Linked DNA regions of Homo sapiens: region 2 is linked to region 1. Evidence: read pairs that join two places in POLR2A ChIA-PET (ENCODE). Cell type or tissue: GM12878. All regions are shown on one strand.

Region 1 (4,000 bases):
TCTTGAACCAGTGGGCTCAAGTGATCTACCCAGGCTCCCAAACTGTTGGGACTACAGGCATGAGCCATGACACCCAACCAAGACTCTTCTTTATAGACCTTCTCCCCCTTCTCCCTCAACAAAAAAGAGAAAATTAGACAGCAACAACAATAGCAGCAACAACAAATGCTGTATTTAAGGTTTATTTTTCAATAGATTTAACGTCACAATGATGGGCTAGTACTACTGTCATATCAACCTGACATATCAGAAGTTAGTACTCACCATGCCACTATTGTTTCTCATAGGTTTGGAAACAGAAAACTCAGAGAGCAGTTTGGTTGTGAACACAGTTGGTTAACATGGGAGAGAAGAATCACTTTGGTTTGGCAGGAAATGACAGCAGAATTTCTTTCTATATGGTGGGTTGTCCATCTGGTCTGTCCATGCTAATGAGACAGATAAATGAGAACTGTCAAAATTAGGTAGCCACTCACTCTATTTCACTAAAATGTAAAATTACCCTTCTGGACTCACTTTTCAAAGGGATGAAGAAACACAGTATTTAGAGGGCAAAGCAAAAAACAAAACCTAAGCCCTGCTCTTCAACTTACTTATTAGCTGTGTGATTTTGCTCAAATAATTCTGTTTTCTGCGATTCAGTTTTCTTGTACGTTTACTGGGGATAATAATAGCACCTACTTCATATTCTAGTGTGAAGATCTATTGAGATGGAAGATTTGAAAACACTCTGAACTAAATAAACTGTTTAAGTATGAGTTACATTATAATATAACTCATAAAGAAAAGAGTTTCTCATAACCTCTGTAGGATACTGATTTTGTTTCTGGAAAGAATATAGTAATTGTTGCTGTGAATTGAGAACTAATTTAATGTTAAGAAAAGGGAAGAAAAACCTTTGTTAAAAATAGAAAGTACATTTTTAACATTTTCAACAGAAGATAAAATATTACTGTCTACATTTTTAAGTTTTCTTAGCAATTTCAGCCAATTTCTCTACCCTTCTAAAATAATATAGCAAAACATAAATCTTTGTATTCATGAATTGTTTTTTTTAAAGGACACATAATCTGTTTACACTTGAAGAGTTGAGGATACAGGAATATGTGCGTTTATCAGTGGGATCCTTAGTAGGATCATAAAGCTCTTAAGACGGAAAGGAATATGCAATCTTCTACTCTAACCCACTTGTGTTATAGATTAAACAAAGCTAGATTTTAGAGAGAAATATAGATAGAATTTTATCTTCCAAACTAATGTAAACATGATTAAAAAAAATAAGTACATAGAATAGGCCGGGTGCGGTGGCTCACACCTGTAATCCCAGTACTTTGGGAGGCCGAGGAGGGTGGATCACGAGGTCAGGAGATCGAGACCATCCTGGCTAACACGGTGAAACCCCGTCTCTACTAAAAATACACAAAAATTAGCCGGACATGGTGGCGGGCGCCTGTAGTCCCAGCTACTTGGGAGGCTGGGGCAGGAGAATGGCGTGAACCTGGGAGGTGGAGCTTGCAGTGAGCCGAAATTGCACCACTGCACTCCAGCCTGGGCGAGAGAGCAAGACTCTGTCTCAAAAAAAAAAAAAAAAAAAAAAAAAGTACATAGAATAGTATCAGAACTGGAAGCCCAAAGGTCAATTAAAAAAATTTAAAAAACAAATTGCAAAGATGTTAAGATTGTTTCCCATTTTTATAGTTCATACTTACTTACTATTTTCATTCATTTTGTTGATTGACAGCATTCACTATAGATAAGAGGTAGTTCATGGCAGTGGTTTAATATAAATTATTAGAGAAAATTTAAATACAGAAAGTTCAAGAAATTCATATTTCTGTGATGGAAAAAAGACTAGTATTATTTTACTTGAGCTATGGAATACTACAATTTAATATCTATAACACTTGTGCTTTTCATGGATACATTTTAAGAACCACTGATTTAAACAAGTGACACATTAATACACTTATTTGTTCACTATTATCATATTCATTTGGTGTTAGAATTCTGTAAATGTAGAATTAAGTCACTAGAAAATCCTTAAAATAAGCCTTCTCTATACCAGATTCAGTGAATTTCATGTATATAAGATGGATAATTATTAAGCAGCTTGCATAAAGATATTCCACAGTCCTTTTGGTAAACTTGTACCTGTGTGTAACAATCTTTTATTCTGAGGAAACCAAAATTTTCCTTGAAATGATTTATATATTAGTTGTATGTCTTCAGACTCACTAAGTTCATATACTTTTATTTCTTTTATTTATTTATTTTTTTTGGAGACGGAGTCTGGCTTTGTCGCCCAGGCTGGAGTGCAGTGGCGCGATCTCCGCTCACGCAAGCTCCGCCTCCTGGGTTCACGCCCTTCTCCTGCCTCAGCCTCCGGAGTAGCTGGACTTTCATTTCTTAATAGTGAATTGTAGAATTTGGATGTAGAATTTGGAAGTTGGACATCTCTCAAGCTTCTTTTAAATTAAAATATCATAATTTATCCTAAACAATTGAAGATAAATATTCCATGGTATTAAGTATAGGGAAATGACATATCTCATTTATTCTCTTTTCTATATTAAACATTTAATTCCAAAAATATTATAATAACTAGCAGTGAATATATGAATTTACGTTTGGAGTTAAAAAGCACTTCACATACATATTTCATTTAATTTAAATAAAGTACAACTGCTGAAGATAGATCGATAGATGTTATATCAGTATAACTGTATCGCAAACCACCATGTTTAATTTTTGTGTTGGGATTCTATGCCTACTACACATTATTTGTGTTTAAATAGTTCTCTGTCTTATTCTTCTCTTGTTTATATTACATGTTTAGGAATTTTGTGTTTATTATTTTAGAAAATGAGATTATATAGTAGTTTTGTTTCGGTGTTTTAGAATAAATGGAATTTCTATAAAAAGAGTTTTCTATTTTTTTTTCTAGTGGAAAACTAGGTGATGGTGCATATGACTTTATCCCTAGGAAAAGCATTAGTTTTGTAATGGGGTTTCATGAAGTTTACTTCCGTTCACTTTTTTCCCTGCCTGTTTAAAAAAAATCCTGTTTAGTTTACATGATGTGTAGGAAAGCGTTGGGAAAACATTATTTGTTTTTTTACAATCAGTGATTTAAAAACATAGTCATTAGTGTGTCTGTGTGTTTTAAATTTGTATATGAATTTCTGTGATGCCTTATCTGCTCTGCTCTTTGCTATGTGCCATTAACCTAAATTTGGTAGAGTGTGGTGGTGGTGTATTCTTAGTATTTGCTTATGATTATTTTATGAGTTCTTTGATAATATTATTCCCAGGCAGAGAAAAATCAAAAATCTTCTTTCCATATTCTTTAGTTTGAATGTCAGTGCTTGTATAATATCAAGATAGAGGTCACATGAAAATATTTTATCTTCATTTCTCACCCAAACGAGGATGGTTAAAATACACTGGGTGTGTTTAACATAAACTACTTAATGGTTATTGTGTCAGTATATATCAATTAATGAAAAATTAATCAAATGTTTCCTTTGAGGATTCTAGTTTTGTTAAAAGAAAACTTCTGTGTGACCTCAGAAAATTAATACTTGTATTCAGATTCTCAAATGAGAGTTGATAAATAATATTTATTTAGGTGACATTTGGAGCAAACTGTCACTTTAAAAAATAAACTTCTACTAATGACATTATGACAACATCCACATTGGGGGAACTCAAATATAGGATAAGATATATATTTTTTCTACTGAGTATAACTTGAAAGTACTTGGAATTTGTATTTATTTCTTGGTTCATTTTAAATATTATGGCAAAAACCACAGTTACTTTGGCATCAACCTAATATTTCAGCTGATACCCTAATTTGAAGTATTGCAATGGCCAGTTTGCTAATGAACATAAACACATACAGCATGTGCCAATAGATTGTTTCTCTAAAGCAGCGATTAGCTTTTAGAAAACTTTTCCCAGTGAGATTTACTATTTCATATTTAATGTTAATAAATGG
Region 2 (4,000 bases), 88 kb before region 1:
CAATGAAAAATAAACTTCCATCCAGTTTGCAACATGGATTTGCAAATAAGAATTTTAAGTTCTGCTATAACTAAATGAGAGATTTGAACTGAGTGAAAATGAGATAAGTTAACTATTTTGATGGCTCCTAAGATCCTGCTCCTAAAGAAATCTACCACCAAATAACCTTTTACATGAAAACATTAAACATTAAGACCAAGATACATTGTGCTACAATTCTGCGTTACTGTTAAGTGTATGTATGTCCAATTTTACATTCAATTTACTGTCAAAATTAATTTTTTATTTAGAAATAAAAAATATTATGAGAATTATATGATAGAAAAACAAGTAAAAATAAACAAGAAAAAAGTAAAAGTTCACTATGTTCTGTAGCCTGAGTTAAAAGAAATTGAGAATAAGTTAACAGGTGTTTCTGAATGCTAGACTTTAATCCTAGTTTTAGTTCTGCTATCATATTGAAGTCATATACTATTTTAAGACATAAGCTCACTTTTTTTAAAGTACATAGTATGAAGATAGTACTCTAAATGAACACCAGTGTTTGAGTTGTATATTAGGAACTGAAAGACTATGATAATATAAATTCTGAAAAGAGGCTAAAAACACTTGACAGCCTTTTTATAAACACTGAAAAGATTTAAGAGACACCAAAGAGATGTTTGTTTAAGAACTACAGAAGACCATAATAGCTTGGTCAATTTAGACAAAGTGCAAAGGCCTAAATTTAAAAAGAACGTCGGTATTTGAATTTAGAAAAAGAGAAAGGAAACTGCATTGAAAGTGCTTTTTAATGAATGAATGATTAGACAGCAGTGGAATATTTTATAACACTTTATTGATGAAGGGTTTTATCTCTATGATAATTTTTATTACAAATATAGTACCAAATCTGTTTAAAGCACTGTATTAAGAAATAAGAGCACTATAAAAACAGTTGACTGAGTCTTTCTCTAAAATTGCTCTAACATAGCAGTGTAGATAAGATACACATACAAGAAAAAATATATTTTATTGAGATAAATGATAACATTATTGATGTAGATAGTAGGTGCTAAATAAGTTAACCTAAAGGGAATCACAAAGCATTCATTTATAACATATGGTATCAGCATAGTTCAGGGGCAAAAATAAAAATGTGGTGTAGCAATTTAACAGAATTAAAGCTGTATATAAATAAAGTGTAACAGACTATATTGTCTTTCCATATACATAGGTTTTTGTCTATAGTTTTTTTGAGCATATTTGATCTGATTTCATTTAAAAATGCTTAAGCAAAAATTTTTCATTTTAAAGACTCCCAATGAGGGCAAACAAACAAAAACTAGGCAATTTTTAGTCCTTGGAGGAGAAAACTTAGTTGGCAGGTTGTCCTAAACTTTGCACTCCCTATGTAAGCATAGGTTAGTTCAGCTGATTGTTGCTATGTGAGGTTTTTCTAGGCACTTACATTATACAAATGCTCTAATTTAGAGTTGACCAAGGTCTGGATAGAAAAATTTGAATCTGATATATGTTATTTGGGGTACTACATTTTGAAGAGCAAGCGTAAGAAATAGGCACTCTGATGTGGAAGAAAATATGTTTTTCATTAGTTTGATTTGTTCGTTTAAAAAAATGACATCAGACATTTGGGAAAAGGTTTTTAAATATTGGGAAGGAAATCAATATAAAGTTAAGGTACAAGCCTGAGCAACATAGAGAGACCCCCATCTCTAAAAGAGTTTTTTTAGAAATTAGTCAGATGTGGTGGTGCACATCTGTAGTCCCAGTTACTCGGGAGGCTGAGGTGGGATTATTGCTCAAGCCCAGGAGTTCGAGGCTGCAGTGAACTATATAGTCACAACACTGTACCCCAGCCTGGGCAACAGAGAGCTATCCTGACTCTCTTAAAAAAAAAAAAAGAAAAGAAAAGAAAATTAAGTTACAAAACAATGATCAGCTTTTATGTCACTGCAATAATTAACTGTAATAATTTCAATCACACTAATTTAAGAATGTTCTTTGTAAAACTGCTATTTAGAATATTCATTTGCTTATCAAAGAAATGCAAATAAAACCCTTAGCCATGAATGAGGCATTGCTCTAAGACTTGATTTGATCAACTATAAATATTAACTCATGTAAACCATATTAAAAACAAAACTTAGGTAAGTTTTATTATTTTCATCTACTATTAACAGATGAGAAAACTGAGACTATTAAGAAACTTGTCCAACTGTTAAGTAACAGAGTAAATCATAGGAGCCTGGATTTGACAGCAGGCCTTCTGGATTGAAAGATCTTGATAATTATATAGCCAATGGTACTTTTGCCAGTATCCCCTGGGTCAAATTCCTCTTGGAGTACTGACCTGGAATTTTTTTTTTTTTTTTAATCTGGGCTGATGATTTCACAGCCTTCCCAGACAATATGAGCTATGTAACCAACACTGTGTTTCCTCTTTTATCTGATTACTATGTTTGCAGAAGTAAGTTTTGTGTTCAATTGTGGCTTTTTCATAACCAAGATTTCTTGATATTTTTCTTTCCCCTTTGCATCTTAGTTTCTCTTATTATTTTCTGAATTTACCCTGAATTCGAATTCTTGTAGGAAGTACTGGTGGATAAATCAATCAACCAGCTTCAAAAGTAGCCATAAATCACTCTTAAAAATAACTATTTCATGTTTTCCCATTTATAAATCAAAGGACTAGAGGCTACTATCAATTATTTAAGATAAAACATAGCTAAACTAAAGGTTCACTTGACAGTGATCTTCACTGCTTTTAAAATTTAACGGGGAAAACATATACACATTCGATTATATTTGGCCTTTTCAAAATATTCATTCTCTCCTTCAGTAGCATAGGTCACAAGGCCCACTTCATATAGTAAGATGAGGATAATGGTAATCTCTTGATTTTACCATCCTACATAAAATGATGCCATGTCCTTTTATCTTTCATCAAAGGCATAATTACAGGGTAGAGAATGAAACACTATGATTCCAGATGACTTCTCTCTATCTAGCCTGAGTTCTACCATTAGCTAGCTGGTTAACTTTGAGTAATCATTTAAATTCTATGAGTTAAATATTAGATGAGTAAATATTTTCATTACACAAATCCACTTCTCCTTCCAGCCTGACTCTTTGATCATTCTCTGGTATTATCCCTTCATTTCACATAGGAAGAAACAAGGACAAGAGCAATGAAGTCACCCAATCAGAGTAAAACAGTCAGGTAATGGCAGAGTCAGAATTAGAATAAAGGTCTCCTGTCTTCTAGAATTGTGTTTATTAAGAAATCAAACGTTGCAGATGCATCTCATCCTCCTCTCTTTCACCCTGGAGGTTACTGCTATTCCAAAAGTGGTGTCTTTCTTTTATAATACTTTTACTACATATACATATGTACAAAAACAATACATATTGTTTTCTATGTTTTTAAGTATTAACAATTTATATGAGAATCCTTTAACAATTCACTTATCTTACCCTGTATAATATTTTAGGGATTTTTGTGGTGGTATTTATGTATTTATATATGTATTGATTTATGTAGTACATATATATGTATGTGTGTATATATATGTATTTGTTGTAGTATTTAGTTGCTGTGCAATATTTCAATGAAATGATACACTTCAATTTGTTTATCCATTCTCTTGGCCAGTAGCTTTCAGTCTTCTTTTGACCCTGTAATCCATAGGGAGTAAAAATAGCTTTTACATGGTGAGCCAATTGATAGATAGATAGATATACCTCTGATACAAAAAGTTACCTTTTATTTATCTTTGTTGTGTGTGATAAACGTACTGTATTCGATTCTATTTTGTTTTTAGATGCTGGTTATGACTGACTAAATACACACAGCCTGCTAATGGGTTACAACCAGGCATTTGAAAAATACTGTTCTAGGGGGATAGTTTTCAAACTGCTATAACATTTCCAATACTCTGATATTCCTGCAGAACATAGTGGGAAGCTAGTGGGGGGTGACTCCAGCTTAGAATTTTTT

What was found. Peaks named below come from ENCODE experiments on the same cell type or tissue, not always from the same donor. Only the 100,000 strongest peaks of a DNase experiment are listed, where the experiment ranks them.
Region 2: POLR2A ChIA-PET joins it to region 1 with 6 read pairs; 5 of 35 experiments call an interaction of 5 or more read pairs at or near these places.

Annotation. Positions count from the first base shown.
Region 1 is chr2:213,075,181-213,079,180 of GRCh38, reverse strand. All of the region lies in intron 4 of IKZF2 (IKAROS family zinc finger 2), which reads left to right. Among named protein-coding and RNA genes, the nearest start is that of IKZF2, 74 kb to the left of the region's middle. In GM12878, no CTCF peak of the experiment used is centred here; no DNase peak of the experiment used is centred here.
Region 2 is chr2:213,162,789-213,166,788 of GRCh38, reverse strand. The region is part of intron 1 of LINC01953 (long intergenic non-protein coding RNA 1953); the gene reads left to right. Among named protein-coding and RNA genes, the nearest start is that of LINC01953, 2.9 kb to the left of the region's middle. In GM12878, no CTCF peak of the experiment used is centred here; no DNase peak of the experiment used is centred here; H3K27ac peaks cover 2,514 bases.